Linked DNA regions of Mus musculus: all the other regions are linked to region 3. Evidence: chromatin loops called from intact Hi-C (ENCODE). Cell type or tissue: left cerebral cortex. All regions are shown on one strand.

Region 1 (8,000 bases), 100 kb before region 3:
GCAGGAGGTACAGAGAGGGGTTGGTCCTCACCCCCAAAGCAGGTGAGAGAAGCTTTGAAGGGAGGCCCAAAGGAGGTACACGGTATTGAGCACCTGCCTCACTTGGAGGTCATCTTGATTGCAATAGTACAACAGTTCCTGGACTATAGCCAGGGTGAAGGACCTTCTCATGGTGCTCGTTGCCAGAGTGCCAAGCTTGTAAACCTTCTCATTCTCTGCTCTGTGCTTCTGACTTCCCCTGAGAGAAAGGATACACAGCAACTGTAACTAGTGTACCTAGTCTCCTCCTTCAGAGAGCTCTACAAACACAAGATTTGCCTCCAAGTGTGTGTGCACATGCCTGTGTGCTAGCATGTATATGTGCCTGCATGCCTGTGTACTCATATGCCTGTGTGGTAGCATAATGTGTGCCAGCATGTATGTGTGCTAGCATGCATGTGTGTACACATGCCTGTGTGCTGGCATGATGTGTGCTAGCATGTATGTGTGCTAGCATGCATGTGTATACACATGCCTGTGTGCTAACATGATGTGTGCTAGCATGTATGTGTGCTAGCATGCATGTGTGCACACATGCCTGTGTGCTAGCATGTATGTGTGCTAGCATGCCTGTGTGCACACATACCTGTGTGCTGGCATGATGTATGCTAGCATGTATGTGTGCTAGCATGCATGTGTGCACACATGCCTGTGTGCTGGCATGATGTGTGCTAGCATGTACGTGTGCTAGCATGCCTGTGTGCACACATGCCTGTGTGCTGGCATGATATATGTGCTCATTTGTGTGTTTCTACGATTAGAAGCAGTGGCCCAGCACGACTGTCTCAGAGAGACATTAATATTTTCTCACTGGAATAAATGAATGCGATATCGATTGGGGGAAACTTGCACTGAGTGATGCGTGTATTCTCTCTGTTATTACAATTCCCAGAACACGTGTAATAGAGGATGACAAGTGAAGGCCAATGCCTGTGTGCACGGGGAGCAAGGCAATCCATGCTTTCTAGCGTGAATATTCAATGGTGTATATGGCTCTCGGGGACAGGGAGGCAAGTTGGTTAGTGCCTTTGTGCTTTTTCTCCTCACCAGTGGAATGAGAGTAACAGTGGTACTTATCCAATCAAACTGTAGAGAATGATGAGATGTAAAGTGCTCAGGGAAGAGCAGAAACTCAACTGTGGTTCACAGTTACTTCAAGGGAGTATAGGTAAGAGGAGACAGGACTAATGACTAACTCATCTGTAATCTCCTCACCTAGTGCTGTAGTGAACCTCTGGTAAAAAACTAAGGCGGAGCCATTAAAAATACAGATGATACTTCCAAAAGACCCTTTTTAATGAGATTAAAATTCAGAATTTTCCAGGAAACCTTAATTTATTAACACTTTAAAACTCAAAGCAATGAACCGTCATTTATAACTACTAAGCAGTTTTATGTTTATTGTGCATTTGGACTTTTATTCTCAGATTTTTATTGAAATTTTGCCATAAATTCAGTTAGGAAGGAGAGCAATTCCTTCAAGGGGACAATAGAAATGACATTTAATAACTTATAAAGACAAGCTTCTAATTTGAAACCCAAAAAAGGGGGAGCAGAAAGAAAGGAAAGGGACGGAAGCACAGCTGAGTTCCATTTCCCTCTCAATGTCCTTGTCCCCATTCATTCTTCATGAGGACTAAGACATAGCTTTGGTACAAGCTTGGAATGTAGGAATTAAAATAGAACCGTCAGAATAAAAGATTTGACCAAGCAGAGCAGCCTCTGTAGCGGTGCCAACTTCCACCCCCACAGAAACAGAGGCAAGTCCGTGGCCTCTAGGAAAAGCCCAGAGAAGAAGACATTGAGTCTTATCCTATGTAAACCAAAGAGTCTGTTTGGTATTAGAATCAACATCTTCCAAGTTAGAATTGGTGTCATACACCTGTAATTCCCGCAATTGAAAAGCTGAGACAGGAGAATGATAAGTTCGAGGCCAGTCTGGGCCACATAGTGAGATCTTGACTTGATAACTTTACATGTGTTTGTATCCTCAGTACACACATAAAAGCCAGGCACAGAGAGGCATGCCTCTAACCCCAGCACTGGGCAGAGATGGAGACAGGAAAAGCCTGGGGGCTTAGTAGACAGCTGTTATAGCCAAACCGGGGCTCTGGGTTTGGCGAGAGACTCTATCAGAAAATAACACGAAGAACAGTAAAGGAAGACACGTGATGTCATCCTCTGGCTTCTACACACTTGCATGCACACACATGCCCCCTCATACTCCTGAAGACAGAGGAAGGAGATGGGAAGAAGGCAAAGATCTGGCTCCTCCTCCTCTTCTAAATAGGGTCCTTGGATCACAGTTCAGTGCTTTGGCTCCTGAAGACCACCTGTGCTAAGGAAATGAGCAGAATGTCCACTTAAAGAAGTCATGTGCTATATGTTACAGTTGTGTAGCTTGGTCTTCTTGTGGGACTCCTAACAGTGGGAGCAAGAGCTGTCTCTGACTCTGTTGCCTGCCTTGGGAACCCTTTCCTCCTACTGGGCTGCCTTATCCAGCCTTAATAGGAGAGGAAGTGCCTAGTCTTACTGTAACTTGATATGCCATGGCTGGTTGATATCAGTAGGGATCCTGCCCTTTTCCAGATGGTGGGGGGAGGGACTGGGAGAAGAGGAGGGAGAGGAAACTGCAGCCTGGTTATAAAAATAAATAAATAAATAAATAATAAATAAATAAATAAAAAATAAACCCCATAAATATTTGCAGAAAGTCTGCAGGATAATGGAGTCACTTTCCCAGCTCAGGCACAACTACCTCTGGTATCAGTTTTCTCAAATGCCAAGGAAACTGCGATCATGCTAGATATTTCATAACTCTATTGTTATTGACCCACTGAATAATAAATAAATGACTTTTGAAACAAACAACAGCAAAAGAAGTCATGTGCTGCACAAATCAGCTTACCACTTCAAGGAATGAATTTTCTGATACTTGCTCATTCGGTAATAGGTTTAGGGAGAGTGTGTCTGTAAAGAGCCTGAATCCTTCCTGCTGTCTGAGGCACTGAAATAAAATGCCTGTGATACTTAGCTAGGAGTAAGGCTATGGATGGTAACATTAAGGGAGGCCTCAAGAGTGCTGATGCCCACAGGGGTCACCTCCCAGATGACATGAGGGATGAAGACCTTCTTGGCGCATGTGATAGTTTGTCTTCATTGTTAGCTTGGCTGGATTTAGAATCACCATGGATACGCATCTCTGAGTGAGGCTGAGGGTGTTTCCTAAAAGGTTTAAGTGAAGAGGGAAGACCCACTTTGAAAGTGGGCAGCATCATCCAGGAGTCAGACTGGATACAAAGGAGAAGGCACACTGGTTACGAGCATTCATCTCTACCTCCTGACTGTGGACATGATGTGGCCAACTGCCTTATGTTCTTATCCCCATGGCTTCCCTGCCTAGATGAACTATAACCCCTTTAGACAAACATTTCTTCCCTTATGTTGCTTCTTGTCTTTGGTTACAGCAACAAGCTAGGTAGCTCATATAGAACCATGGACAAATGCTTGGCTTTCTAACTGCCACAGAGGTAAGACCATTTCTCTTTCTTGAGTTGCTGTTTATTTATTGGTTAAAAGGGGATGTTAGGTTAATCATCTCTACTAGTCTCTGGCAGTTTTTGACTTTTTAAGAATCTATAAGTTATATAACAGAGTCACAGATGAAAAGCGACCTGATACCAGACTCCAGGATTTGCTTGCAGATAAACTAGGCCAAAGCCAGAGAAGCAGGGGTACTTGTGGTTGAAGTGAGCGCATTGCTGGGCAGCTCGGGAGGCCACCTGGAGATGGCACCAGCAACCACTTGTACCCATCCTAGAATACTGAAATAGGGGCTTAGAGAGAAGCGTTTAGTGTTGTGTAACTATAGCATAGCAATGGAGAGAGGGAGGGGGAGAAGAGGGAGGAAACAACCTAGAGAGGGAGGGGAGAGAGGTTCCGGGTACTGGGGAGAATGCTGGTTCCCCAGAGTGCAAAGATGCCTTTCCAGTGTATTTCTAATGCTCAATCCAAATCCCTTTTCAGAACACCTGATTCACTTGTTCATGCCCAGGGTCGCTAAGCAAGCACCTCATCTTTTGTTTGGCTTCTCTGCTGTGTAAGGTCCTAGACTAAGCTCCCTTGATGTAGGAACATAAGCTCTGTAGATATTGAAAAGGAGCCTCTCTACTGTAAATACAAATCAGGTTCTCAGGAGGTTTCTTAGCCTGAATATGATCGCCTGGAGTAAGAGGTTATTGAAGGAGATTCTAGACTTGTAAACTTGATACCTACATCCCCCCAGAAGAGAAGACCTGCAGAGAGATGGAGGCAAAGTTCCTATTAAGAGTGGTTGGTTCTTTCTCTCCCTAGTTCTCGCCCACACCATCCTCTAGCAATGGAGGGGTGTTACTCTAAAGATGTATATGAGGTATGGCCAGTATTTTTGTTTTTATTCGATCTTTGTCTGCATTCTGTAAATCTCCAACAATTAATTCTGTCTCAGTCCCTAGGACAGTAAAAACACCTATGGACTCCACACAAGTACTGAGCTCAGTATACACACATCTATCTCATGCATGCATTCATAATCATTAACTAGTCACTTAGTGGTCAGGAGCCTTACAAGGATACCCATTGCACTGAAAACACTTTAGTTCCAGCTATCCAGTGCTTTCTGGAAGGATGGACTGACAGTGGATTGCAAGAGGCAATCTGTAGCAAGGGCTATCTGTAAAGTGTGACATGGAGGTATTAAAAACTTGAAGATGATCAAATGACACAGGTATCTTTATACTCTTAAGACTGTATACATTAGGATAGAAAGGATATGGGCATAAGGTCATCCATGCACGGTCAATCCAGGGATGAATGGCATTGCCAGCCACCTCCTTCCATTTATCCCTGTCCCTCGTGTCCGAACCATACAGAGGATTAATACAGTACAGATCCCTAAGAAAATCTCTCACCATGGCTCTCATTATGTGAACATCTCTCCATTCTTACTGGAATATCCCAACACATCTACCGAACTGCACCACATTCCTCTTTTACCAAAAGTGCTCCCTTTCCATCTCTTCTGCAACAATTTCTCAGACCAGCTGTCCTACATCTGCCCTCTGGGACAAAGTCCTATTCATGAGCATCATCCTGTACTTACTCTAAGCCTCAAAGAAAAATACCTGGGGCAAGAAGAACAGAGAAAAGGGAGAGGAGATGAGGGGACATCTCACAAAAGGACCAAGCTGAGGAGCTTACGGGTCACTAAAAGATTCACTAAGAAAACTCAATAGGAAAACAAAGGAGCAGAGAACTAACTGTTTCCATGTTTCCTAAAACTTTTCATTGAGATAAATTCATACCGTTTCACTTTATTAGCAAAATAGTATTAATAGATTGGATAAGTCCATCTGTTTTTTTAAACATTGTTTTTATTTTATGTGCATCAATGTTTTGCCTGCATGTATGTCTGTGTGAGGGTGTTGAATTGGCATTACAGACAGTTATGAGCCACCATGTGGGTGCTGAGAACTGAACCCAGGTACCCTGGAAGAGCAGTCGGTGCTCTTAACCACAGAGTTATCTCTACAGCCCCCTCGTACTGTTTTTGGAACAACATTAAATACACTATTTTCAGCTTGGTCATTGAATACTTTGTTCTGTTGCCTTGTTATTCTCATATGTTTAATATTTTTTGATGTGATGGTTTGCTGATATGAATTTTGTAAAGTGGTTGTAATCTGTCAGATTTTTAGTAAGTTGTAACTTTTACTGAGGACAGCCTTAGCCATTTACTTAAATCTTGTATGAACGTTTCTAAACACAACGTGAAGATGTCTACTGCATAATAGCCAGGGCCCATTAGTCACTGCTGCATGTACTCAATTGACTGCTCTGCTGAGAGGTGGGTCTCATTATCCCCATTTCATAGATAATGAACTGAGGGGAGACGCGGGGTCATCTGCCCAGTGCCATGCAGCAGCTACAAGACAGATGAGAGCTGAAAGCTAGTCTCTACGTGTTAATAGTTGGTGGCTTCCCCCCATCCCTTACTTGAAAATCCTGGCTTCATTCAAAAATATGTTGTGTTTATTGGCTTCACACACACCTCTGACATCTATAAATAATTTCACTTTGCTCTTGCCTACCTTCTGTTTTCTCTCTCTCTCTCTCTCTCTCTCTCTCTCTCTCTCTCTCTCTCTCATGAGTGACTGCCAGTATGAACAGGATTCAACCCCACCCTGGAATAGGGGAGCAAGCAGCTGCCTCTTAGGAGCCCCAGCCTAACCCTGCTCTTCCTACTGCCCCCAGCAGTTTGCCTAGGCACAGAGAGGGGAGTGCAGACCGGGCCTGGATTGTTTAGTCAGGAGAAGTTGTCTTTTCAATGAAGCACAACCAGTTTACTTTTTGTGAATCTTATGAAAGACTATCAGCGTATGACACAAATAAAGAAACCTGCTTTGTGTATGAAGGTGGGCGGCTTCTAGATCCCCATCGCTTGGCCCCTCCAAGCACACAGAGCAGTCTCTGGGGTGACACTATTCTATAACAGGTTGAAAGGCTAGGACCGTGTGCCCATGCATGCAGGCATGCATCATGCATGCGACCCCTCATCCATTCATTCTTGAAGGACTTAGTGTATACTGTGTGCCAGGTACCAGTTATGTGCCTGGGGTATTATGGTCCCTGCTACTATACAGTAGGAGGAATAGATGCTTGTGATGCAATCACACCCTGGGGTTATAGGCATATGTCCCATGCCCAGCTTTTTACATGAGCATGGGGATCTGAACTCAAGTTCTAATGCTTGAGTGGCGAGTATTTGATTAACTGAGCCATCCCTCTAGATCCTAACAACTCTTCTGAATTTCAGTGGCTAAAAACCACATTCATCTCATAATCCTGTAGGTTAGACATGTGGGCACCTGCTCCTTGGGGCATTGACTGAGGTCACTGGGTAGTATCCAGTTGACAGGTGAGCTGACCTGGAAAATTCAAGCTGACTCGGCTCCTACACCTGGTGTCTTAAGAAGGATGGCAGGAAGACTGGGGGCAGCTGAGGCCTTGGCACTCACGTGACTGTCCTGTGCTATCTACAGTAGCTGCACCCAGGACATAGTGACTCAGTGCTCACAAGGATTGTGTTCTAAGAAACCAGAAAATCATTACAGTGCCATTTGTACTTCATGCTACTGCTCAAGTGATCATGAAACTCGACTAGATCTGAGAAGAGGGAATGTTGACCTGTCTATCGGAGGAAGAGGCATCTTTAATCTATCCTAGGAGACAGGGGATTAGAAGACAGCCAGTGTAAATAGAGGAGGGAGAGAGAGAGAGAGAGAGAGAGAGAGAGAGAGAGAGAGAGAGAGAGACAGAGACAGAGACAGAGACAGACAGAGAGAGAGAGACAGAGAGAGAGAAGGAGGAGGAAGAGGAAGAGGAGGAGGAGGAGGAGGAGGAGGAGGAGGGAGGAAGGAAGGGTAGCGAACAGTGTTGGAAGAGGCTAAAGAAAGGCTAAGGACTAGACCTCAGGCCACAACAGGGAGCTTTACTGCCCAGACAGGACCACGTACATCCATGTGGGTTATACATAGTGCAAGTCTGGGGGTACTGGGTACTTGTAGGTTATGTGAGTGAGACCCTTCAGATTGTGTAATACCTCAACTGTGAGTGGCCATGTGGACCAGAAACCATAAGAGACAACCAAAAAAAGACTTTGCCCCCATCAGAGCTTCTCTGTCCCATAGCATCAGACACGCAGGTTGCTACTTGAAATAAGACTTGTTGTAAAGTTTAGATTGTGGGTGTCTGCAACTTACCTAGAGATAGAGCCAAAGGTCTCAGTTACTTCATTGGCGTATCTTGTCCAAAAATTCTGTCTGGCCAGTGGCAAAGCCACCAGGTCTTGCCTACTCTAATATTCTTCAGCTGTCATGGCTTTCCTTGTCTGTCTCAATTTATCTCCTGGACTTGCCATTTCA
Region 2 (8,000 bases), 120 kb before region 3:
ATACACCTTCGCATCTCTAGCACCCAGTACAGTGCCTACAGTACAATAATCTGACTTTGGCAGATAATCATGGGCTTCTCCGTTTGATAAACAAGAGGTTTTTATCTCTCTAGGACATAGCCTATCTTGGGGTCTATGATGACCAGCAGGGAAGAGCAGGCAGGAGTTGTGCATGCTGCTGGCCGCTCAGTACAGCAAACTCTAACTCCGAATGTTACTGAGTGGCTGTAGCTGTGAGACCGAAATGGGAGGGGGTGAGTGGAGAGAGGTGCTGGGGGAGGGGCAAAGCCCTCATTACTCATGGCAGCATTTCCTAGGCTCATTAATTCTAACAGGATGAGCTAGGTTTGATTAATCGGGTTGTTAAGCAGCCATGTCAAGTCGCTGATCAGGTAAAAGACATTACTTCTGGTCGCTGGCAATGAAACCAAGTGACAGCAGTCTGCACCCTTGTTTCTCAAGCAGCAGCAAAGAGAAAAGGCACAGATGAGCTACTGGCTGACAACAGCCCCTACCAGGATCTGAGCTCTCCTCCTGGCCTCTGGATGGGGACCATTAGCTTTCACTAGAGCCCTTGGAGAGTCACAGACCTACCTACAGAGGGAGCTGGCCTGGCCAGGCCTGGTCTGAGTGCCCACAGGCCAGAGCTGTGGTGCTTCTCCTGAAGCCTCTTGTTAATTCCCCAACATCCACACTGGACAACCCATAGACAGAATGGGGACTCCATTCTAGCACTGAGAATATTAGTAACCAGGGTATTAAAACTCCTTTAAAATGTAGATCTGGTGAAAAAAAAAAAACTAGATTAAAAAAAAAATCCACAAAGAAGCTCTTTTAAACTTGTTAGTGCTGCTATGCCAATTGCCTAGGATATGTTTTTATGTACCTCGGGAGGAGGGCCACGGTCCTTTTACTGGTTAGGGTAAAATACCATCTTATTATACCCATGTGTCTTCAAGAACAATAGAACAGAAATAACTGGCAGCAAAAAAAAAAAAAAAAAAAAAAAAGATCATGTTAAATTCAATGAAGATGTTCTTCACAGTAAACTCCTTAAAAGCTAAAAATGAGGAGGTTTGCTGCGGGGAGGGGGAGCCGGAGCAGGATCTCAGTGTCGTTGGCAAAGTGCTTGGTGCGTAAGTGTGAAGGGCTGAAGCTTGGTCCTCAACATTCGCACAGAAGCTTGGGCTTCTCACACACACCATCAAATGCTTGTATGTACATATCCATGCATACACAAGTTTAAATGGTGTAATATGGAAACTGAGATGGACACCCTTCCCCCAGGCTCCCAGTATGAACATCCCCTAATACAAGAGAAGATGTGATGTAGAGTCTGTGTCACAGAGCCAGCCGGTGACATGAGGAAAGGGAGAAGTCAGGGCTTTCTGACCAGTATCAGTGCCCTGGTCTCACCACACTGATGCCTTGTTCGTGCATCTCTTCCTTTCTCCTTCCCTGGAGGAGGGAGGGATATTTCTAGCCCATCTCAAGCCCTGCAGCCAAATCTCCCATGACTGCCAGCTGCAGCCCTGTCTCCTCTCCCTGCTTCATTACACACAGTCTGGTACTACATCATTTTCATATCCTCCGAGATTTATGCTGCTCACTGATACCCCATTAACTAGGCAAACCAGTGATGCCCAGGAAACGTGTGGACTGAACTATACAGGCCCAGAGTGGGGGAAGCCCAGCTCCTGAGGCCCCCACCCTTTGGTGCAGATTATAGTAAACTAATCTGCAGAGTACAGCAAATGCCAGAGATCCTAGGGGGCTCACTAAAAGCCAAGGGACCGGAGACTTCTTCAGTGACCTCGGGGTTTTAGGACAAGGAAGAAACAGGGATCTCCTCTAATTCTCTGGCTTTCAAGGGACAGAGTCTGTGAGAGTGGCTAAGAGCATGCATTTTAGAAATCAAGCACTTTGGTTTTGAATAGTCTCTTCAGCCATTACTAGCCAAGCAAATGTAGGCAAGCCCCTAACCTCTGGGATGCTGTTTCTTCTACGTACAGATAGCTCTTACCTCCTCAAAAGAAAGATCAAATGCGATGAAGCATACAAAGTGCTTGACAGTCCCCAGCGCCAGTAAGCCCTCTTGCCAAATGACAGTTTTAACTCACATTTCTTTAAGTGTTCATTTTTTATTGCAATTCTCCTTTCCTACTGTCATGCTAAGATAAGTCGAATAGGTAATAAAGAAGCAAGAGGCTTAAGAAATAGTTAACTAGGTCACAGAGAGAGGTTAAGATTAAAGGACATTCTATGAGAGTTTGTTGTTTTGGGACAGTACACGGCATTCTAGATTCCCAGTCCAGAAATGTCCTTGGGTTACTACAGGATACTGGGAGTGTTTGAGGAAACCTTTACCTTAGAGATGCTAGATAAGAGAAGAACACGGGTCTCCTGGGTTGAGATGGTGCTACAGGCAGGGACAAGGTAATTTTCTAGCCGTGGCTGTGACTAACCCAGTGGGAGGGACCAAGAAGAGGATGAAGAGTTCCAGTGAGTCAGTTGGTAGCTACAGTTATCTCTCCATTCACAGATTTTTCTTGTTTGTTTTTTAGCTTTTTTTTTTTTTTTTTTTTTTTGCCTTTTTCAGTCTGAAGATCTGGCTTCAAGAGTCCTTAGGTTACCCAGTTGCTATGGAAATGCCAGGTAACTCCAAGATTGCTTTTTTTCCCCCCACTTACTCATAACCAGGCATTTCTGTCACAGAGCAGGAAGAAATATATACAGCATCGTGTGGCAAAGACAGCCCCATGCTGGGCTGGAGTTTGCTGTTCTGGGAGATCAAAACAAGGATACAATAAAACAGCAGCCTTAGGGCACAGTTTATAGTTATTTTCCTTTATTGAGACTCTTGATGATCAAGAGCCTGGCTCTCAGCCTAGACGGTGTTGGCTTTATTCAGGCTCTGACAGTCTGTGTGACCTTGATCAACTTGTTAACCACCTGAAGCCGTGTTCAGTCACCCTTTTGTCCATTCAATATTTACTTACTATGTTGTCTCTTCTAGGTGGTAGGCATAACATTCTCTGGTAGATAAAGACAATAAATCAGATAAACAAGTAAATTGTGTATACCTAAGCGAAGCTGGCATGTGCTATGGAGACAATAAGCATAGAATGGGAAAGGACTGTAAATGAGGACATGTGGACTGAGATCCTAAACAGGACTGTGACGGGTAATCTTCATTGTCACGTTGACTACATTTAGAATCACCATGGGAACACACCTCTCAGTGTGTTTGTGAAGTTGTTTCCAGAAATGCTTAACTTGAGGGAAGACCCATTCTGAGTGTAGGTGGCAGCATCCCACAGCTCAGGACCCAGAGTGATGGAGAAAGAAGCTGAGGACAAGCATTGCATTCTCTCTCTCTCTCTCTGCTTACTGCTGTTGGCTGCAGGGTGACCAGATGCTTCGTGGTCTCATGGCCCTGTCATTTCTGCCATAACAGACTGTATTCTCTGGAACTCTGTGGTGGCTGTCAACTTGACTGGATCTAGAATCAAGTAACATTCTCATATTTTTGTCACAGCAACTAGGAAACTAAGTATATTCCATAGCCGATGGCTGTGAGAGCCCTCTGAAGAGGGTTATTTGAATTAAGATGGGAGTAAACCATGCAGATATATGGGATCAAGAAATCTGAGCAGGATGAGTAAGTGCAAAGGCTCTGAGGCAGAAAAGTGACTGACATATTTGGGGAAAACCAAAGACAATGGTATATTAAGATTGAGTTCTGAGAGGAAGGGAAATAGAAGATGTCAAAGTTGGGATCAAAGGCGAGGAAACAGATAAGGAAAGAGCTTATGGAGCATCTTAAGGGCCTGACATTTATGCATGAGATGGGTAGCCTTGAATGCAGAGAGAGAGAGAGAGAGAGAGAGAGAGAGAGAGAGAGAGAGAGAGAGAGAGACTCAGTCTCTAAGCCCTCTTACTCACCTGTGTCATCTGTGTTGATCTGACTATGCATGACAGGATCACACAGGCTTCTTTCTCTACTGTGGACAGACTAGGGGGAAATAAAATAGGATCTGGAGACCGAAGGCCATTGAAATAATCCAAGTGGAGGATGAGTAAGTCAATACAAAACCTAAGAAATTATTGGTTTCTGGGTGTATTTTTGAAGAAACAAATGTTGAGGTTGGTTGGTGGATTGGATGTGGTGTGAGAGAAAAGCAGGAAAGCAGATGACTTTGACTTGAGCATTGGGAAGAATGGATGAGTTGGTTTCAGTTGACTTGAGAAAGACTGAGAAAAAGTAGGTTTAAAGACTGGGTGTTGACTTTTGAGACAATCCATGAGATGCCCATGAGCCATCAAGTGGAAATGCCAAACAAACACTGCAGATGCGTTACGTTGGTGTCTGGGCTGGGAGAGGACAGGAGCATGAGAATCATTCGCAGGGAGGTGGTGTTTAAATCCGCTACTGTGATGAGATAACCAAAGTGGTTAGTGGGTGCCAGAAAAGGAGAGGCACAAGGTCTGATCTTGGTGAGTGGCCTTGTTTAGAGGCCAGAAAATGTTGGGAACCAGCATAAGAGACTGAGAAAAGAAGGAAAGAGAACACAGCATTCCCAAAGCCAAGAAAGGACACAAAGTATGCTAAGAAGGGGAAACCATTAGCCTTGTCTAATGTTGATGGATCAAGTTAGATGAGAACAAATAATTATCTATGAGTCTAGCAAACTTTCTGCTTTTTTTTTCATTTTTAGGTGAAATATGAAAATAAAAGAAGTTGGGCTTATATTGAAGGTGGAGAAAGAAGTACCAATGGGCCAAGATTGGTATGAAATATCAAAACAGCTTTAGAGAAGTTATATCAAAGCAGGGGAGCAAGGGGGTAAGTTAGTTCTCACTCAACTTAAATGGAGGCTAGTAGCTCTCTTCCTGTAAGCAGCCAGAGGTCACCTGCCAAGATGGTTCGCTACTCTCTTGACCCAGACAACCCCACAAAATAACACCCGAGAAACTGCCCAGGCCATCAAGGGTATGCATATCTGCAAAGCCACCAAGTATCTGAAGGATGTCACTTTAAAGAAGCAATGTGTGCCATTCCGGCGGTATAATGGTGGAGTTGGTAGTTGTGCCCAGGCCAAACAGTGGGGCTGGACACAGGGTCGGTGGCCAAAAAAGAGTGCTGAATTTTTGCTGCACATGCTTAAAAATGCTGAGAGTAACGCTGAACTTAAGGATTTAGATGTAGATTCTCTAGTCATTGAACACATCCAGGTGAATAAGACACCTAAGATGCGCCGACGAACCTACAGAGCTCATGGCCGGATTAACCCATACACGAGCTCCCCCTGCCACATTGAGATGATCCTCACTGAGAAGGAACAGATCGTTCCAAAGCCAGAAGAGGAGGCTGCACAGAAGAAAAAGATATACCAGAAGAAACTGAAGAAACAAAACTCATGGCCCAGGAATAAGTTCAGCAAAAAATAAATGCAGATAAAGTTTAAAAAAAAAATGGAGGCTAATATGTAAGGGTTACAATGGAGCAGTGGCTCTCAACCTTCCTAAAGCTGTGGCTCTTTAATACAGTTCCTCATACTGTAGTGATCACTACCCATAAAATTTATTTTTGTTGCTACTTCATAACTGTAATTTTGCTACTGTTATGAATAATAATATAAATATTTGTGGAGATCCAGGTTTGCCAAAAGGGTCTCGACCCACAGGTTACGAATCACTACCATAGGGCTTAGCAAAACTAAAACCATCTTCCCACCTCCTTCAAGTATTAGTTTCCTTCCTTCTTTTCTTTTTCTTTTTTTCTGTATCTCTCTCTTCATGTCTGTAGACCATGTGTGTAGATGTAATGTCGTCTGCCACCTCAGCACAGTGAGGTTAGTGATTACCATTCCCACTTCACAAATGAAGTGCCCATTCAGAGACTTTGTTGCATGCTCATGAAGATGAACGAGTTGGGCTCTGAAACCAGTTCCATTTACCAAATGTTTACCCAGCTCCCTCTTTCCACACAGGCATTGCTGACTTCATCTCTTCTTCCACCCACAGCAGCCTGTCTTTAAAACTATTCATTTTTTAGTCCTGATAGGAGAGATGGCCTTGCCGCATCCCCATTGGTATCTCCCTCACTGGATAGACACATATGCACCCTATTACTCTTTCTTTCATCTCCATCTCCAGAATCAGTTCTAGGTCATGCTTATATGATATTAATTGATGTCTGTGTGGTGGGGGTTAGGGGTTGGGGACAGATCAAAATAGGCTCTCAGTTCCTCTTCCCTCCACTCTCAAGTTTCCAACCTTAGTGGGGAAGGAGACATTTGTTGAAAAAGAGTTAAGAGACAAAGATTTTCATACGCAGACTAATCCACTAAAGATTGCTCCAAGGAGTAAAGGAAATCACTAATTAAAAAAATTAGTGAAGGAAAGTCCAGTCTTGGAGCTGTTGTGGTATGAAGGCCTGTAGGCTCTAAACTTTAAAGTCAGAATTTCCCCTCCAGGCCAGAACTCTGCATTGTGACAGGGACGGATAGGCATAAGGGCAAGAATTAGGTCATAGGGTTTGTGTGTGTGTGTGTGTGTGTGTGTGTGTGTGTGTGTGTGTGTGTGTGTAGGGGCATGAAGATGCTAAAGAAGGTAGAGACTTCCAGTGCCTGACTTAGGTTGTGTCTATGGTATGATAACTTGTAGCTGACAAGAAAAGTCAGGCCCTGTTTTCCATCGCTCTTTAAAGCCTCATATTCTGTGACCAGTTAACAGTGAGGATTATTAATAGCTTGTGCATAAGATCACACACAAGCATGCATTCCTGCGCACATGTGCACACACACAACTATAAGCACAACAAACAATATCGTGGGTCCAAGATGTTGATCAGTTGTTTGGGTGGCCATATTCTGAGTTTGTGGAGAAAGGCTGAGACAGGAAGAGACAATGCCCAAAAGAGCTAGTGCATAGAAGAAAAAAGTGAGGGTAACCTGGAAAATTTCAGTGTCTCATTCCATCAGGACAGTAGACAATCATTTCCTCATTCTCCAGACTGTGGGAGTCAATGTATTGTGGCATCAGGATCAGGACAAAAATGACTTATCATGATGGCCTTCTTGCCAAACTGTGAAGGATGAGGGAAGGGCGGATAATGACCTCATAGATGCCCCAAGACCTGAAAATCCATTATTGTTCACAGACAAGCCATCCTGAATTTTGTGCATACTGTATGAGAAAGTGTATGAACAGCTCTGTTTTCTGAAGAGTCTTTTAGCTCCACCACCCATCCACACCCCCTTCCCACACACACTATGCTTTCATCAATAGATCTAAGGCCAAATCTTGGCTTCAAGGGACCATCAGCGTGCCAGTGATATTGGAGAGAAATTATGAATTGTGAGATAACTTGATCTAAAGAGGAGAGAAATCTATTACCAAGAAGAGACCTAAAGCCCTAATAAGCTGCAGTTATCGGCACTAAATCCAATTAACCTACAAAATTATTTCTGTTTCTATTCTCATACCACGCACTTACTCTCAGAAACACCCAGAATCGGGCAGCCTCACACAGTTAATCTACAGGCATCTTCATGGAAAATGTCCTGGTTTATCTGTTCATTGTCTCAAAACAATCGGATGTTAAAAGGGACAAGAAAGGTGGACAGTTGAACCCAAGCCCTCCAAACTGTGACATTCATTATCCTGGTAATTATTTTATTCCTACCCTGCTTCTCTCCCTATAATTTAACTGGTATAAGATAAATGTACCTATTCCCTCTAACTGCTTCTAAATTCACTCAACTGCTACTAGAGAGAAGAACTTAACCTCACAATAATTGAATTTAAATAACATCCAATTCTGTGAAGTCGAACATGGTCTGCATAGTAAACAAACCACAGGATTTGAGGGCTGGCAGGAAGAAAGAAGGTCACGCTTAATGTGCAGAGGCATAATTGTATCTGTATTTCGAATGGCCCAGATGTGTAATCTAATGTCTGTTTGTCTTTCTGTCTAACTCATCATTACCATCGTT
Region 3 (8,000 bases):
TACCTCTGGGAGGCATCACAGAGCTTCCAGGTAGACACTAGCATCTCCATGTTACAGGTATTAGAGCAATCTCTGAGAAGGTTAGACACTAAAAGGTCTTCTTAGAACCCTCACTTTGCTTCCAGCAAAGGCTACATGATCCTTTCTAAGTCCAGGCAGGCACCTGTTTCTGCTCTGTCATTGTTTTTCTATGCCCGTGAAGGCTTAGGAAAGAAGGGGGCCAGAAAGAGTTCTGGCCAGATGGCAGGGTAATAAACGGCTCTGATTTAATAATTTGTTGCTCTCCTCTTAATTAAAAGGCTTTTCCCTAAACGACTTGCTGATCACACAAACAGCACACATTGCTTGGGTGAGGCCGAGAGGCCCAGGGAAATCTAGACTGGGGGTTGGGGAGGAGAGAAGTTGGATAAAGAGGTGTCAGATGCTAAGATGATGGCCACCCTGTACATGCCAGGCCCTCTGCACAACTGATGAATTGTAGCCTTAGGAAACTGACTCTTTTCTGGAGCCTGACTTTGTCTGGAAGCTCACTCAGCCACAGGCCTTTTTAATTCCAGAGATCAAGGTATCAACTTTGTTATGGCTTTGCATTCAGTTCCTATATGGCCCATCCGACCTTGGGGAGTTTTCAGATAGCCTTTGAACCATTTTGATTGTGTGATATAACACCCAGTATATGGGGTGATGGTGGGAGATGCATTTAGAGAACCCTTGCTCATTGTGTTATCAATATCTATAGTTATAATCAAATGACACTATTTGATAAGCTCCACATTTCTTCTGAGCAGCTGCAATTTATCAGTCTCTGTGACTAAAATCCACATTGCGGAAATGATCATACTGAGGCATATTCACGAAGCCTCCGGTGTAATTAGGATACACTAGTGATGGGATGCTAGCTGGAGATGCAGTTTGAGGTGGCTCCTGAGGGACTGGTTGTGTTCATATGGAGGCTGGTGGTCTCTCTCTCATGTCACAGACACCGAACTCCGTCACATTTCATCAAGACACTTGTCCTGTTCTCCTTCACTTATGCAGCCTTGTTCATAGGGTACCAAAGATCATGTCGTAGAGGAAAACATCCTGCCAGCCAATCAATCTCAGGTAAGCAGTAAGCTCGCCAATGAAAGGTGAAGCTCAGGAATAGAGTGCTTGCTTAGGATGCAGCTCTGGGTTCATCCGTAGTGCTATATAATAATCATAATAAATAATAATAATGTTTCATATATTATTTTATTCAATTAAGCAAGTTTCCTCTACATTTGTGCTGTTATCAGATTAAATATTCTTTTTGTTTGTTTGTTTGTTTGTTTCTCGAGACAGGGTTTCTCTGTATAGCCCTGACTGTCCTGGAACTCACTTTGTAGACCAGGCTGGTCTTGAACTCAGAAATCCACCTGCCTCTGCCTCCCAAGTTCTGGGATTAAAGGCGTGCACCGCCGCCACCACCACCGCCCGGCTTAAATATTCTTGTATAACCACCATTCTCCCTATTGCTTTTGGATGTCAAATCCCTTATCTTATCTTTCGAGGTCTAACTAAGATACTATTTCATCAGCTTAAACTTGGTCCAAAGTCCCTGTGCACCCATGATCAGAGCTCCTCACTAAATCCTTAGAGCAGTTTGTCCATCATTCTTTGAGGATTTTTTTTTTGAGACAATACTTTCACTTATGTACAAATAGAGGAGTGTGGACCAGTCGGTGAGGGTACTGAGAAAAGTGTGGAATAGCCTACACAAGCGGGAGGAGGCTAGTGGTATGTGGGTGCTTACTTCCATAATCCCAAAATAGAAACTGGTGCCAGAAATCTCAAGGCTTTGGGTAATTTTCTGAAAGATGTGTCCTTGTTATACACATAGGGTTAAGAAAGAATAAGCCTACCTTTTGTTTTTTTTCTGAAGCCTACAGAAGAAGAATAAAATGAAAACTCAAATACTATCAAGCTGAAGGCTAAGAGGGGGCTGATTTCCTGGAAGCCAGGGCTGAGGACCAAGGAAGTGATCAGACGGGCGCTAACACTCTTTCCCAAATGGAGCTGAGAGCCAGCGGTTTCCTATTACTGCATCCAGGAGTGGGAGGTCCCTTCCTGTAAGCTACCTAGAAAGCATTTCTGCTCTTAACTGCTCTATTAGGATAATTTACATTCATGATGAATGGAACCATTCCTTCCCGAATTAGCCTGAGTGGCTCCATCAAGGGCAGATGTGAGCTGTTCTATTTGCTGCAGAGAGCAGCGTTACAACACCGTTACCCTCCTTACGTCTGAGCCTGCTGCTTCTAGCTGCCCCTAGTAGCTTCCCCCAAGGATTTTTTTTTTTTGACAAAACAAATCTGAGCTTGCCCACAATAATAATAATAATAATAATAATAATAATAATGTCTTATACATTATTCATTCAATTAAGCAAGTTTCCTCTACATTTGTGTTTTTATCAGATTAAATATTCTTGTATAACCACTATTCTTCCTATTGCTTTTGGATGTCAAATTCCTTCTTATCTTTCAAGGTCGTGGGCACTAAGCAGGACCTTCTGACAGGGAGAAATATGAAATGCTGGAGTCAGAAAGAAGGAGTCACCTTCTCCCCAAGAGCCATAGAATCCCACGTTTTGGGTGGTGCTTAGAAGAGGTCAGAGCGGTTGCAGGGTGCAGGTCCCGAGTCTCCTAAATCTTTCTTGCTCTTGAAATTCCTCAACATACCGGGCTCTTGTTTATATCTGTTAAGAGCTGAGCTCAAAGCCAGCGTGGTGGCTCAAGGCTTTAATCCCAGCGATGCCTCATCTCAAACAGCAGCAAAAGGAGTTGAGCTCAAAGCCAGGAGCAAATCATTTAAAATAAGCTTTAGTCTGTGCCAGAGCTTCTCAACCTCTGGGGTCATGACCCCTTTTGACAAACCTCTATCTCTAAAAATATTTACATTAAGGTTTATAAGAGTAGCAAAATTCAGTTATGAACTAGTAACGAAAATACTTTTATAGTTGGGGGTCACCACAATGTGAGGAACTGTGTTAAAGGGTCACAGCATTAGGAAGGTTGAGAAACACTTTTCTATGCTATGGCCAGGTCAAATGTGGATGTGGGTGAACCAATAAAAAAAAAAAGAAGTTAATAAATGGAAATGTAGAAATGTAAAATGAAACAAAGAATGTAGAAAAAAGGGACCTGGAGAGAAGTTCTGGAGATGGGGGAAGGGAAGGACCCAGGTGAGGATTCATGGCCTGTTATCTGCCCCCTTGTGGTCTTCAGGAACATTGTAATTGGCCAACGACTTCTAACGTTACATTTTGAACTCACAGCAGAAACAAACTAGGACATTTCTTGTAGAAATAATGGATAAAATACTATCAAACACTGGTGGCTCACACCTGTTGTATCATCGACAGAGCAGCATACGAGGTTAGCAGCAGGAACCCAGATATCTGTGATCTAGTTTAGGCCCCGGTATTCTCTCTATGCTTAAACACGTTATCTGCCTTCGTATGTCTTCGTTTTCCCTGAATAGCCATGAGAAAGCCATCATTTTTCTCTTCTGATTTACAATCCTGTAAATGACTACCAATTGTTAGGATTAAGAACAATCCGTAAGAAAGTTCAGCACGCCACCTCAACTTCTGAAGTCAATTTCGTGCCTCTCACCCCTGGGAGAGCTATGTGCTTGGAGGACAGCGGTCTGCAGCGAGGGTCCACCGCTGCAGGATCCAGGCACGGGGTCAGATGTGCTGGAGTGGAACAGTGGTGCTCCAGTCTCCCATTCAGTGCCCATTATGAGATGTCAAGAGGTACGGGACTGTTAGGAGGTGAATAGGGCTTCCCCTCCTGAGTGGATTCACCCATGCAGGAGATTGATGGGCTAACAGGTTACCAGAGGGCAGGTCTACTGTAAAAGCTATTTGATCTGAGTTGCTCTTGGTCCCTTGCCTGTCACCAAGGAGGAAGTCTGCCCACCCTGAGCATAGCCTACAGGGCTCTCTAGTCTCTGTCACCTCAGTACTCTAGCAATCAGAAGGGCATCATTAGATGCAGCCCCCAGAACCATGAGCCCGAACAGACCTCTTCCTTGATAACTTGGCTTTGTATTAGCCTGTGAGATCATGCTCTGAGGAGAAGAAAACATTAAGTACGTACGTCACCCCAGCCTTCCAATCTGGACATCTAGCCCAGTCCCTATCATCTCTTCCCCAGACTTGTTAACGTCCCTCCAAGTCTTCCTGTGGACACTTACCTACCTTTATTCTCCAGAGAAAGTGTCTTCCACAGACTCATATATCACGGCATTCCAGTAGGAATCTTTTGGGTGGCTTCCCCTGTTCTCAGAACTAACATCCAGACTTTTGTTATGACCTGCAGGGCCCCAGTCACCTATCCTCTTTTTCTCTAGCCCCTCCATGTTGATCCCCTCTCATACCACCGCCTTCCGTGGCAGCCTCCGTGCCAGCCTGGGTACTTGTTCAGCCACTCCTTCCTACACCCTGTCCCAGCTGCACTTGCTGCCTAGAGAGACTAGACCAAGTAGGAAGTAGAAGGCTAGGGGAAGGGAGGGCTCCATCTAGTCAGCTTTGGAGAAGTCAAACAGCCCCTGTGGAACGAGGCCTTTGGCTAATGCAGATCCTTAGGAATCCCCTCACGTTCCTGTAAAGTATGCCTCGCTCTTTTGGTCTTTGCCCTGTTTTAGGTGAGTACAGGTTTGTTCGCATCTCCCCAGGAAGAGTCAGGCAGCAGCTTGCTTCTGGGGCCTAGTGGTTGTCTGCTTTCCACCTTTGGGGGTCCATGCTGCCTTTCCCAGACCGCTCTTGAACTGGTCCCCTCTGTCCTCTTTCTCTGGCTTGTTGAAGGTCCTTCATCGGTTGAAGTCTTTAGTCTCCTCCTCTCTTTTCTTTCTGCCCTGCCTCCTTCACTAGACCTTGAATTTTATGAAGTGTCTCTGACTAACAGTCTGGATGCCTTCACCCATTGTGTAGCCCTTGAGTTTTCTTCAAGTGAAGAAATGAATGAAAGGACTTTGAAAAAAAAAAAAGGAGAGTGGCAATATTGGAGGACGAGAAGAAGTGACATTTTGCCAGAAGAAATTTGGAGCAGGGTGTCGAGGGGATGCTTTCGGCAAAAGATGTGCGACGTCTTCCCAGGGGAAAAAAAAAGTGCCAGATTCGAGAGGGAGGACTGCCTGTGAAGTAATACCAGCTAGGAAGCCCAAACTGAGTGATGAAGACACGAGGCAGGGCCTCACGACGGCCCCTGGAATGAGCGCTGTACGGAGCTTGAAGCAAACAGGTCCTAACTTTTAGAGTTTGGGGGAGGGGTCTTGGGGAGGCAAAGAGGAGCAGAACTGCCGGAGTCAGTAATTAAGTCCATCAGAACCGAACAACCGCTAAGGAAGGTGAATTTCGTGCCTTATAAACCTTCACAGTGCTCCTCTGTGCTTTGGATATGCAAATGCATTCCTTCTCAGCCCGCAACACACTGGGAAGGAGCAGCCTCTTTAAAGACCCAAAGCCTCGCATCTGCTCCCGGATCTCACCGCAGCGCTCTCACGCTCTCGGTGTAATTAACCTGAGTGGTGTTGTGCCCTTGAGGCGGCTGTCAAAAAATCCTCCCCAAAGACTGTCAGGCCCTGTTCTAGGGCATCTGAGAGAGAAGGACGGAGAGGGAAGCCCAGCGTTTCCATCAGCAGCAGGAAGCTCCCCAGGGAGACTTTAATCTGGTTTAGGTGTCCAGACACAGGCCATTAGGCAAGGGAATGCATGCAGTGACCATTTGTACATCTAATTAAGGCCTAAGAAGAGGCCTGCTAAGGCACCTGTCTCTGGCCGGGTTAATCAGGTCCAGGGCTTCTGTTTCTTTACTCCTAAGAGAGGAGACGAATATCCTCGAAGGTCCCTCCTGATTTCACTTTCTGGGTCAAGAAATGAAAATTACAGAGATTCTCTAGAAACCCCTCTACTTTGTTTTCAGGTCCCTGAAGTACACAGGGGGAAAATTAAGAGTTACAGAGTGGAAATAACGTAACTTGGACAAAGCCTTTGCCCCTTAGGGGCAACCCAAGAGGATGTAGAATCTTAAAGGTCTTGGGTTAAGCCTCAGAATGACAAACTCATGACTTTGGATCCCTTTGTGATTAATGCAGTATTGTGCCTATTTCTCACAGTAAGCATACAGTTAAGCAGTCAGAGAAGGGAAAACAGGGAGGAAGAGATGAAGGAAGGAAGGGACATCGGACAGAAGGGAGGGAAGAAGGCTGACCTGAGAGTTAGGAGCCATTGATCTCTGGATATAAACACCAGGCTGAGTTTGGTTGATTTATGCTCCTCTCCTTCTGTAACAGTTACTCTTGATTGACGACTTGATGGGATTCAGAATCACCATGGAAACAAATCGCAGGGCAAGTCTGTGGGGGAGTTTCTATATTCGGTTAAGTGAAGTGGGAAGACTCGCCCTAAATGTGGGCAGCACCGTTCTAAGCACTGATCGCGGACTGAATAAGAAAAAAGTGGCCTGGGCATCAGCATTCGCCACCGTGCTGTTTCCTGACTGCGGATGCGATGTGACCCGCGGCCTCAAGCTCTTGCAACCACACTTTCCCACCGAGATGGACCGCACCTCAACTGCCAGGCACAGTAAACCCTGCTTCCCTTGTTCCTGCTTCCCTTCCCTGCTCTTGTTAGGCATCTTGTCATAGCGATGAAGGAAGTAATTAATAAATCTTGGCTCCCAAAGAAAGAACAGGAAAGCTAAGGGTAATTCATAAGGGAAGCAGAATCAAAAGTAGAGAGTACAGGAGTCGGGAAGCTCAGTGGTAGTGTACTTACCTAGCAAGTATGAGGCCCTAGGTTAAATTGCTAGCCTGCACTCTCCTGAACGGTTGCTCTTAGCAGGGTTTTGTTTTTTTTTCTTTTTCAAGGCTCCGCCCAACAGTTACCTAGCAACAGCCACGTAGGAGCCTGGCTCATTTACAAAAAGGACTCTCCATCTATTCTCTCTCTCTCTCTCTCTCTCTCTCTCTCTCTCTCTCTCTCTCTCTCTCTCTCTCTCCTCTCTCTCTCCTCTCTCTCCTCTCTCCCCCTTCCTCCCTTCTTCTCTCCCTCCCCCTTTCTCTCTTTCTTCTCTCCCCTGTGTCCCTGTCAGCCTCTTCTTCCCCTCTTTCTTCCCTCCTCCCTCTCTTCCTCTGCCCCTCTTCCCTTCTCACCAATAAACTTGCTTTTATATTAGGCCTGTCCTATGGCTTCCCATGGCTTGATTGTTCAGGGGGACGGACACCTTGGCCCCTCCCCTCCGCCCCTTCCTGCTCTCCCCCCCCCCCCCCCACACACACACACTCCGCCATTTTATAAAACACAACAGTTGCCTTGCTTTTAAGTCATGGGGAACGACTTCAGGGAGGGAAGGTTTATTTTGGATCATGGCTTCAGAGGGTGGGAGGGAAGAGTGTGTCACAGCAGCTCAGTTCATGATGGCCAGAAAGAACACTTAGAGAGGATGCTCACATCACAGTAGACCAGGATGCAGAGAGAACATGACCGGAACCGCATACAGGGAGCCTCCTATAAACTTCAAATGCTTCCCTTAGTGACCCGCTCCTGCCAGCCAGGTCCCACCTCCTAGAAGTTCCATGGCTTCTCAAAATATCAGCATCAGTGAGCACTCGGAACAACAACCTGTGGAGGACATTTCAAAGGTACAACAGCAAGTTCAAGGCCATTCTAAAAGCTGTACGGCAAGAGCTAAGGAATACTAGACCTTTAAAAATGACACTGGGCTGCACAGATCGCCCCAACACCTGCACCTTCTCCCCCTTTCATTGCATCCCTTGTGATTAAACTCTTGGGCTTCAGAGATAGCATAGTGGGTTATTTCGCATGCACACTGTTGTGGCAGAGAACCCAAGTTCAGTTCCCAGAACTCACATAGCCCTAAACACACACACACACACACACACACACACACACACACACACACACACACTATGGTAGTTTGAATAAAAATGCCCCCCTTAGGCCCATGGGG

The links. A loop is a pair of places that touch in the nucleus more often than their neighbours do. Peaks named below come from ENCODE experiments on the same cell type or tissue, not always from the same donor. Only the 100,000 strongest peaks of a DNase experiment are listed, where the experiment ranks them.
Region 1: it touches region 3 in a loop (2.3-fold over the local background); 2 of 42 quality-filtered maps call a loop at or near these places.
Region 2: it touches region 3 in a loop (2.0-fold over the local background); 5 of 42 quality-filtered maps call a loop at or near these places.

What each region holds. Positions count from the first base shown.
Region 1 is chr1:72,468,675-72,476,674 of GRCm38, forward strand. All of the region lies in intron 1 of Marchf4 (membrane associated ring-CH-type finger 4), which reads right to left. Among named protein-coding and RNA genes, the nearest start is that of Gm39661, 60 kb to the left of the region's middle. In left cerebral cortex, no CTCF peak of the experiment used is centred here; DNase peaks (open chromatin) are centred at 3,272 and 3,748.
Region 2 is chr1:72,454,577-72,462,576 of GRCm38, forward strand. The region is part of intron 1 of Marchf4 (membrane associated ring-CH-type finger 4); the gene reads right to left. It also overlaps the pseudogene Gm15843. Among named protein-coding and RNA genes, the nearest start is that of Gm39661, 46 kb to the left of the region's middle. In left cerebral cortex, CTCF peaks have their summits at 561 and 3,282; DNase peaks (open chromatin) are centred at 1,555, 2,461, 2,773 and 3,254; H3K27ac peaks cover 340 bases.
Region 3 is chr1:72,572,113-72,580,112 of GRCm38, forward strand. It overlaps a transcript of Smarcal1 not described here. Among named protein-coding and RNA genes, the nearest start is that of Smarcal1, 7.1 kb to the right of the region's middle. In left cerebral cortex, a CTCF peak has its summit at 3,235 (motif pointing left); DNase peaks (open chromatin) are centred at 1,830, 3,251, 5,536, 5,557 and 3 more places; H3K4me3 peaks cover 435 bases; H3K27ac peaks cover 1,571 bases.